3 separate regions of the Homo sapiens genome follow, and regions 2 and 3 are each linked to region 1. A link is a contact called in ENCODE Hi-C or POLR2A ChIA-PET data. All regions are on one chromosome and are shown on one strand. The core of a region is the stretch at or near the end of the contact, and the rest is flanking DNA. Distances in the headings are between cores, read along the strand shown.

Region 1 (2,700 bases), core at 201-2,700:
AGGAAGGACTGACAGACTCAGCTCCTTCAACCCCACAGATCCTTCCAGCCCTGGGGGTGTTGAATCCAGTCATCTTCCACCCAGATCTACTCTAGGGTGGCTGGCACAAAGATCTCCCCTACACCTGGCCCAGGCTGAGGGCAGATGACTCATGAAGCCCCCTTCCACCTTCTGCCTTTGGCCTCTGATCCCACTTCCTCCAGAATCAGTTCTGAGATGGCTGCCCTCTGCTCCCGAAACTCCCTCAGGCACCTGAGTCACCCGCAGGCTTTGGCTTCTGAGTTCTGTCCTGGCTGCACAGCCCTGGCCCCGCTGGCCTGAAGGGCAAGTGGGAGGGGAAAGACCTGTGTTGTGGAGTTGCCATGGGTTGCTAGAGCAAACACTCCTCCCTCCCAGGATCCCTCCCTCCAGTCTGGCTCTGGCTTAACCTGAGAGCATTGTTGCTGTGAGCATGTGCTGAGCATGGGGTGCCCCTGAGTCATCAGGGAGAGCGGCCGACAGGGTCTTGCAGCTTAGAGGCAAACTTCCTAAGCGCAGGCAACAGAGGGGCAGATGTAGAGCAAGGCTGTGGTCAGAAAGGCTTTGTCCTACCCCAGGACTCTTGAGCCAGGGCCCATTTTCTCCCCTTGTGGAATGGCCAGATGACTGGCCATTCGTGAACAAGTCACAGAGGCCTAGGTTAGGGGGAGATCTTGAGGCTGCGGGGGTGGTGGCTCAGGAATCCAGAGTCTGGGCCCACAGGAAGGAACACGTCATGGCTCTGTTGTCTCCCCATCGGCCTCGACAAGGACAAACATTTCCGCTCCCGGCGCAGAGTTAGGGTGGGGCTTGGATGACTTCCTCAGTTCAGGGCTATGTGCGGGGGAGGGGAGGCCCACTGGCTCAGCTGGTAGGCACCAGGCCTTATAAAGTGGCAGTGACTCGGCAGTGAACCCCGAGTCCAGCCTCGTGACCTTTGCTGACCCAAGTGTCCTGGGGCTTGTCCCTAGCTGGCTACACCTCTAGTACCTAGGTTTCCCCAAAGTTACATTTCAGAGATGGCAGAGGCTGTGACACCTCTGCCAGGGCTGACAACTCATGTGACTCCTCCTCTGGCAGGGATGGGACTGTCCCCTCCCAAACAAGCCAGGTCGGGGCCCTGACCCATCTATGGGGGCGAGGATTTTCCCTGTTGAGTGGGGGTTTCCCCGGCCTGGCTAACCGGATCCTGACCCTGTGTGCCTGTGGAGGAGGGAAGGGTTAGGAGGGCAAGGAGTTTGAACTCTGAACCTAGGGCAGGCTCAGCTTCGGGGGCTAAGACCCTCGTATGGCGCTTAATGCCCCTCTAAGGGCTGAAGTTTTCCCTGGGCCTGCCCGGGAGATGGGTGGAGTCTCTTCTCAGGCCAGCTCCAGTTTCCATGGAAACCCACAGGCTTCCCACCCCGTCGGCTGCCTGGGCAGACTCCCAGCCAGGGCCTCTTTCGCCGCCGCCGCCGCCGCCAGCCAGCCAGCTTCTTCCCAGGACCATAGGCCACTCCAGCCTCAGCTTCTCCTGGCCCCCTCCCTGTGTCTGTTCCTGTCCCCGAGCCTCTGGCCTCTGATGCCTTCAGGAGCTTGGGCCTCTCCTGCTCCACTCCTAAACTTCAGCTTCTCAGCAAACAGGCCTCCCAAGTCCCTGCTTCTCCCTCTCAGGCCTTGCTAACCTCACCAGCTCTAGGGCCTGGCCAGGCCTCCCAGGCTCCCTCCTCCACCCCAACCCCTTCTCACTCATGGAGCCCTTGGGACTGGTCGTGCATGGGAAAGCTGAACCTTTTTCCGCAGCACTCCGAAGCCTTGTCAACAACCCGCGATACAGGTGAGGGGTGGGCCCTGCCTGCGGGTTTTTCTTAGCTGGCTCTGTGGGCCCCAGGACTCTAAGGAGGCCCTGGTGAGAAGAGGCTGGGAATTAGAACTTGGCCATCCTCCCTGGTGAACTTAGGCTATGGGGAGGTCAAATGTGGAACATGGCTACTGGTCACTCAGTGTCTGTGAGACCCTGAGGGCCAGAGGCAAGGCTGGCGGGGTGGAGCTGCTGTGTGAGCTCAGGCAAAGCCCTTCCTTCTTTGGACTTTGGCCCCTGGCAGAAGAAAATGATTCTCAGCCCCTGGGATCCTTAGAGATGGTGGGTCATGATTCCCCTCCTCCCTCCACTCACTCAGCTTGGTATTGAGGCCTCACTGCTAGAAGAAGAGGAACAGATGACCTGTTCTGGGAACTGAGGCTTCACAAGAAGAACAAAGCTCCAGAGATTGAGCCATAGTCCCTGACAGGAAGCCTCGGGGGTGCTGGCTGCTCCCTGCTGGCCGGGATGCCAGTGGTGTCTGAAACCAGGGGTAGAGTTTACAGGAGGCCGGGCTGCTCAGGAGAGCTAGAATGAAGTTCTCTGTCCTCATGGTCTCAGATCTGAGCTCTTCCCCAAAGGGTGGTGACTTCCATCACCCTGCTTCTTTGGGGTCACAGTCTGGTCTGGGTAATGTGAACCCCCCAGGCTTTGGACCTGGGACTAAGAGGCTCTAGGAGGCTCCAGCCTCATCTGCCTCCTATCCCCTGCCTTGTTCAGAGGCCCAGAGCTGGGGCCGGAAGTGATCATGAAGATGGAAACTGTGGTCTGGCTCATGATGGTGCATCACTGCTGTGTCTGTTTGCAGTCGTTGTGCACTCTGTGCCCCACACCCCCACACC
Region 2 (2,700 bases), core at 33-2,532, 1.5 Mb after region 1:
ATTTGTTGCCAATAAGAAAATTCCAAAATTCCACATTCAAATGCCAAATAAGAAAAAGCTTTCGGCTGGGGGCAGCGTGAGCCACCGCGCCCGGCCAAGTTTTGTATTATTTTTCTTAACTATGTCTTCTCAAATTGCGGAAGCGTTAGGCCCCACAACATTTGACATCACCAGTAGGGATCCAGTGGAGAGGAGGGACATGATCAGAAACTGTGTTTTTAAATGATCATTCAACAGCCAATTATCAGGGTGGGTAGGAGTGAGGCAGGGAGATCAAAAGGCAGGGAGATTGGCTGGGATTACAGGCATTGTTACCAGAAAGGGGTCCCGATCCGGACCCCAAGAGAGGTTCATGGATCTCGCACAAGAAAGAATTCAGGGCGAGTCCGCAATGCAAAGTGAGAGCAAGTTTATTAAAGTACAAGAATAAAAGAATGGATAGTCCATAGATAGAGCAGCTCCAAGGGCTGCTTGCCCATTTTTATGGTTATTTCTTGATGGTACGCTAAACAAGGGGTGGGTTATTCACGCCTCCACTTTTTTTTTTTTTTTTTTTTTTTTTGAGACGGAGTCTCGCTTTGTCGCCCAGGCTGGAGTGCAGTGGCGCGATCTGGGCTCACTGCAAGCTCCGCCTCCCGGGTTCACGCCATCCCTCAGCTTCCCGAGTAGCTGGGACTGCAGGCGCCAGCAACCTCGCCCGGCTAATTTTTTGTATTTTTGGTAGAGACGGGGTTTCACCGTGTTAGCCAGGAGGGTCTCGATCTCCTGACCTCGTGATCTGCTCGCCTCGGCCTCCCAAAGTGCTGGGATTACAGGCGTGAGCCACCACGCCCGGCCAGGTCCCGAAACTTAAGCTTCATTTGTTTCACTGCAAATCTGCTTCTGCCTACAAGCCTGGTCTCATTTTCCTCTACCTAAGGATCTTCCTCCATGCAATTTCGGCCTAGGAGGCCCTTCCCGCCCCTTTTCGCCTAGCTAACTCTTTCGGTACTCAACCACCAACTCCTAATCCTCCCTGGTCCCCCAAGTGGGCTAGGGGCTTCTTGGGAGTCCCTCGCACTGCTCTAAGCATCCAGGCAGAGTCATTATTCCGGGTGCCAGGTTGCTCTTTTTCCAGCAGCCTTCAGGGGACTCCTGGCTGGGCGGAGTCTGTAGAGGCGCGCGGAGTCCTGGGAGAGCGTCAGATGTATTTCCTTTCCCTTTTTTCGCTCGTGTCCCGCCGGGTGGCGCTCACCACCTCCCCGGAACACGCGAGTCTCCTGTCGCGGTTCCGGTCGGAATTACCCCGTGGAGCACGCCGATATGGCTGCGCTGACACTGAGGGGTGTCCGGGAGCTGCTGAAGCGTGTGGACCTCGCGACGGTCCCGCGGAGACATCGATATAAGAAGAAATGGGTAAGGTCCGGCTGGGGGCGCAGGAGGGAAAAGTGAGGGTGGAAACTTCTCCAGTCTTTCCGTTTCCCGGCCCTCTAGAACGCCTAGCGTCTTTCCCAAGCACTCCACGGAACGTCCTTAGGCACCTCCCTCTCTCGTCTTTTCCGTCACCGCCTCTGTCCGCACTCTATGTCCCGAGCGTTAGTGTCTTCCACTTGTTACGTCTGCAGTCTCCTGACTCCGCCCAAGTTGCGTCATCACCTTCGCCTTCATTCTTTTAGTGATGTCACTGTCTCTTGTTCCCCAGCTGTGTCCACCTACCTTTCTGTCCCCCACTCCCCCTTTTACTTCCCTCCCTCCCCTCCCCCTTTCCCTTGCCCATTCTTCCCCCACATGACTTCTCCTTTCCTCATTGATTTTCCAGCCCGGTCGCCCTCACCCCTCGGAAAATACCATAGCGACCTTGCCTGCACTCCTGGGTCTCCGCCGCCTTGCAGGAAAGGATTCAGCCCCTTCCTCAACCTCGAGCTGCCTCTGGCGACCGGGCAAGGTTACAGCGACCACCCTGTCCATACTGCCGGCCCAAACCCTGGCAAAAGGTGCAACGAATCCTCTCATCCTCTGGACTCTCCTTGCTTCTCCAGAGACCCTTTTTCTTGCCTCACTGGAAGCCCTGGAATTTCTTCTATGACCGGCACGCCCCCCTGCCCACCCCAGCCGATTCCCTCGCCACCTCCACCATCTCTTCCACCCCCACAACCTTCCTCGCACTCAGGGAGATGGTCTTTTGAGTCCTCTTCCCCACTCCTGGAAAGGACCTACTGCCGCTAGCCCTGCCACTCGGGTTCCCCACTCTCCAGCCCTTATTTTGAGCAGTTCAGCATTCCGGGGTCACCCCCTCTCTGTCAGCGGACACCTTATTGCAGCTGGATGAGTCCCTCCAGAATGCGGCGTCCCTGTCTTCAAGGCACGTACTGTGACCAGCACACTAATCTCTGTTACTCTAGCGGATGGCCTTCAGCTTTTGGAACCAGCCCGGCAACCTCCTTTCCCCTTGCTCATCAGTCCCCGGGAACGAGCCCAGTGACCTCCCCTCAGCTCACTCATGTACCCTTGGAAACTGGACCCATGATTTCGCCTCCTCCTACACATAGGACCCCGGGAACTTGCCTCACGATTTCACCTCCTCTTGCTCGCCGGCCGGTGGAAACTAGTCCTATGGCCTCCCCAACCCTTTCTCACAGAGTTTTGGAAACTGGGCTGATGATCTCTCTGCCCTCTCACTGGTTCTCAGGGAGAAGTTATAATGACCCCCTTCTCTCCCCA
Region 3 (2,700 bases), core at 54-2,553, 1.8 Mb before region 1:
TATCTAGGGAGTTGTTGGTCCCCAGAGTCCCCATCCCTCATTCCCCAACCCCGTGGCGTGCGCGCTTCCCGCTAGACTTCAGCCTGGGGCTCTTTCCTGGCCCCCAGATCCCCCGCCCCTCCGGTTGCGCTCCCCGCCTGGCCCCGAGGGTAAACCTGCCTCCGCGGAACACATCTCCGCGAGACTGGGCCAAAGCTTTGGGGCCTGCACTCCTCGCAAAGGAGAGCCTCCGAGACCGGAGGTTCATCTCAACCCCCGCGTTCGAGCCCGGGCCTGGAGAAAAGTGCCCTCCCCTCGGCCTCGGCCTCGTCACCGCGGGGGACTGGCGGGAGGAGTAGGGGAGGCCGGTGGGACACCTCGCACCAGGCCGCCCACCTACAGGGGCGTCCGGGCTAGGGGAGCAGACGGAGAGCGGGGGCGGCTCCTGACTCCTCCGCGCGCCGGGGCCGGGGCCGGGCCGGGGGCTCGGCCCGCTCAGCCAATGGGCGCCGCGCTCGGGCCCCCTCCCCCGCACCGGGAGGGGCCGAGGCTGGGCTGCTGCTGCCGAGGTCGTGTGCGACGTGCCGCTCCCGGGCCCTGTGTCCCCAGCCCCAGCAGGGCCGCGTGGACGGCGCGGCGCCCCCGGAAGGAGGCCATGTGCTCAGTGCCGGCGCCAACTACGCACGCGGCGCCCTCCGGCCCGCTAGATCCGAAGCCCATCCCCACTGCGGCCAGCGGCCCGGCGGGGCGCTGCGCTCGGGACCCGCACCGAGCCAGGCTCGGAGAGGCGCGCGGCCCGCCCCGGGCGCACAGCGCAGCGGGGCGGCGGGGGAGGCCCTGGCCGGCGTAAGGCGGGCAGGAGTCTGCGCCTTTGTTCCTGGCGGGAGGGCCCGCGGGCGCGCGACTCACCTTGCTGCTGGGCTCCATGGCAGCGCTGCGCTGGTGGCTCTGGCTGCGCCGGGTACGCGGGTGGCGACGGGCGTGCGAGCGGCGCTCTCCCGCTCAGGCTCGTGCTCCGGTCCGGGGACTCCCACTGCGACTCTGACTCCGACCCCCGTCGTTTGGTCTCCTGCTCCCTGGCGTGCTCACTCGGGGACCCGCGACTAGCGACCGGCACGCTCGCTGTTGCTACCTCTTGCCTCTTGCCAGAGAGCGCGCGGACCGTAGCGTTTATAGGACCCCGGCCATTGGCTGGCGACGCCGGTGTGTCAGGGGTGTGTGGGCAGGACCTCGGGGCGGGGCCTGGGGCCCAGCCTGTCCTGGGCGGCGCTCTGCGGGGAGGGGGTGAGGGGAGTGGCCGGGGCCGGGGCCCCCCCTAACCACTGCCTCGCTCAGGCTGCCGATCGGCTCGTTCTCTCTGCGTTGGGACCGCGGAGGGCATTCGCTGTGTGACTCAGGGCAAGTGTGCGCACCTCTCTGAGCCTCCGCGGCCTTCTCTAGCAAAATGGTGGAGCCGGTACCCGGCTGTAAGGCAAGCTGGGATGCGCGGAGTAGCGGGTGGAAAGCTGGACTGGAGTTCTCACTCGGCCGCTGGGTGACTTCGGTGCACTAGGGATAGTAACAGTACCACCTCGTAGGGTTGTAGAAAGACCAAGTGAGTTAATATTTGTAAAGTGTTTAGAACAGCGTCTACTGCATGGAAAGTAGTATTTATTTGTTAGAGAGACTCCAGGAGGTCTTGCCCAGGGATTGACTTCTCCCTTCCCTGTCTCCACCCCCCACATTCCCGTTTGTGAGCCAAGCCTTGCTTTTGCACCGGCCGGGCTCTCTTGCCTGGAAATGCATACCCATCTCAAACCTGGGCTTTAAAATCACCTCCTCTGGGACGCCTTCCTCTACTTCTCACAGTTCAGGTGAGTCTATGGTGACCTGTAAGTGTGGAAAATATGAAAGGCAGGCTAACTGACTGACATGATAGGACATTAAGGACATGATAGACCTCGGGTTTGAACCAGCTCAACTGTATACTGGCCCGGCCGCGATCCTGGGCGAGTTCCTGGCCAGTGAGGCTGTTTTCGTTTTTTTCTTTAATTTTTTTTTTTCTCAGACAGAGTCTCGCTCTGTCGCCCAGGCTGGAGTGCAGCGGCACGATCTCGGCTCACTGTAACCTCCGCCTCCCGGATTCAAGCAGTTCTCTGCCTCAGCCTCCCGAGTAGCTGGGATTACAGGCGCCCGCTATCACCCCTGGCTAATTATTTTTATTTTTAGTAGAGACGGGGTTTCACCATTTTGGCCAGGCTGGTCTTGAACTCTTGACCTCGTGATCCACCCACCTCGCCTCCCAAAGTACTGGGATTACAGGCGTGAGCCACTGAGCCCGGCCGAGGCTGTCTTCTTATGAGTAAATGGAATTCCCACACCAATCTCATTGCTATCAGGAGAGGTGCAATTTCCAGATAAGCTCATGAAGTGTTTAGCATGGAAGTTCTCATTTACTGGTTGGTGGTATTGTTGGTTTATTTATTTAGTCTGTTAGTAAATAAATAAATGCTGGTCTCAAACTCCTGGGCTCAAGTGATCCTCCCACCTTAGCCTCCGTAGTAGCTGGGAGTGCAGGCATGTGCCACTGCACTGGTAGTGGTATTGCTATCATCTGACTTCACCTTATTTCCTCTAGACCAGTGCCTTACTTGAGACACAGTGAAGGGAAGGACCCCCAGTCCAAAGGTCTGATCAAAGTCTTGAGGGTCCCTTTCCCGATGGAGGGAGTCATGGTGGGCT

What was found. A loop is a pair of places that touch in the nucleus more often than their neighbours do. ChIA-PET counts read pairs that join two places held with the same protein, here RNA polymerase II (POLR2A). Pooled maps may share reads with other maps.
Region 2: a loop to region 1 is called in a map with no recorded cell type, with 11 times the contacts of the local background. The contact joins the promoter of NSUN4 here to the promoter of BTBD19 in region 1. A Hi-C loop is called at or near these places in 4 of 37 single-sample maps with no recorded cell type and 5 of 50 pooled maps.
Region 3: a map of CD8-positive, alpha-beta T cell shows a loop between it and region 1 (6-fold over the local background). The contact joins the promoter of SLC2A1-DT here to the promoter of BTBD19 in region 1. A Hi-C loop is called at or near these places in 1 of 168 maps with a recorded cell type or tissue (CD8-positive, alpha-beta T cell), 1 of 37 single-sample maps with no recorded cell type and 8 of 50 pooled maps. POLR2A ChIA-PET finds 5 or more read pairs at or near these places in 2 of 52 experiments (WTC11 and naive thymus-derived CD4-positive, alpha-beta T cell).

The regions. Positions count from the first base shown.
Region 1 is chr1:44,807,073-44,809,772 of GRCh38, forward strand. It overlaps BTBD19 (BTB domain containing 19), which reads left to right and starts at 1,451. Exons shown (of 8, transcript NM_001136537.3): 1 at 1,451-1,834. The coding sequence starts at 1,749. DYNLT4 (dynein light chain Tctex-type 4) reads right to left here and starts at 279. Exons shown (of 3, transcript NM_001377534.1): 1 at 253-279. RefSeq lists enhancers at 1-448, 42-1,241, 716-965, 1,300-2,149, 1,346-1,715 and 1 more.
Region 2 is chr1:46,339,525-46,342,224 of GRCh38, forward strand. It overlaps NSUN4 (NOP2/Sun RNA methyltransferase 4), which reads left to right and starts at 1,283. Exons shown (of 6, transcript NM_199044.4): 1 at 1,283-1,395. The coding sequence starts at 1,303. RefSeq lists enhancers at 1-483, 1,144-1,353, 2,481-2,570.
Region 3 is chr1:42,957,746-42,960,445 of GRCh38, forward strand. It overlaps SLC2A1-DT (SLC2A1 divergent transcript), which reads left to right and starts at 1,304. Exons shown (of 4, transcript NR_033967.1): 1 at 1,304-1,832. It overlaps SLC2A1 (solute carrier family 2 member 1), which reads right to left and starts at 1,123. Exons shown (of 10, transcript NM_006516.4): 1 at 889-1,123. The coding sequence starts at 906. RefSeq lists silencers at 244-883, 1,014-1,423, 1,296-1,479.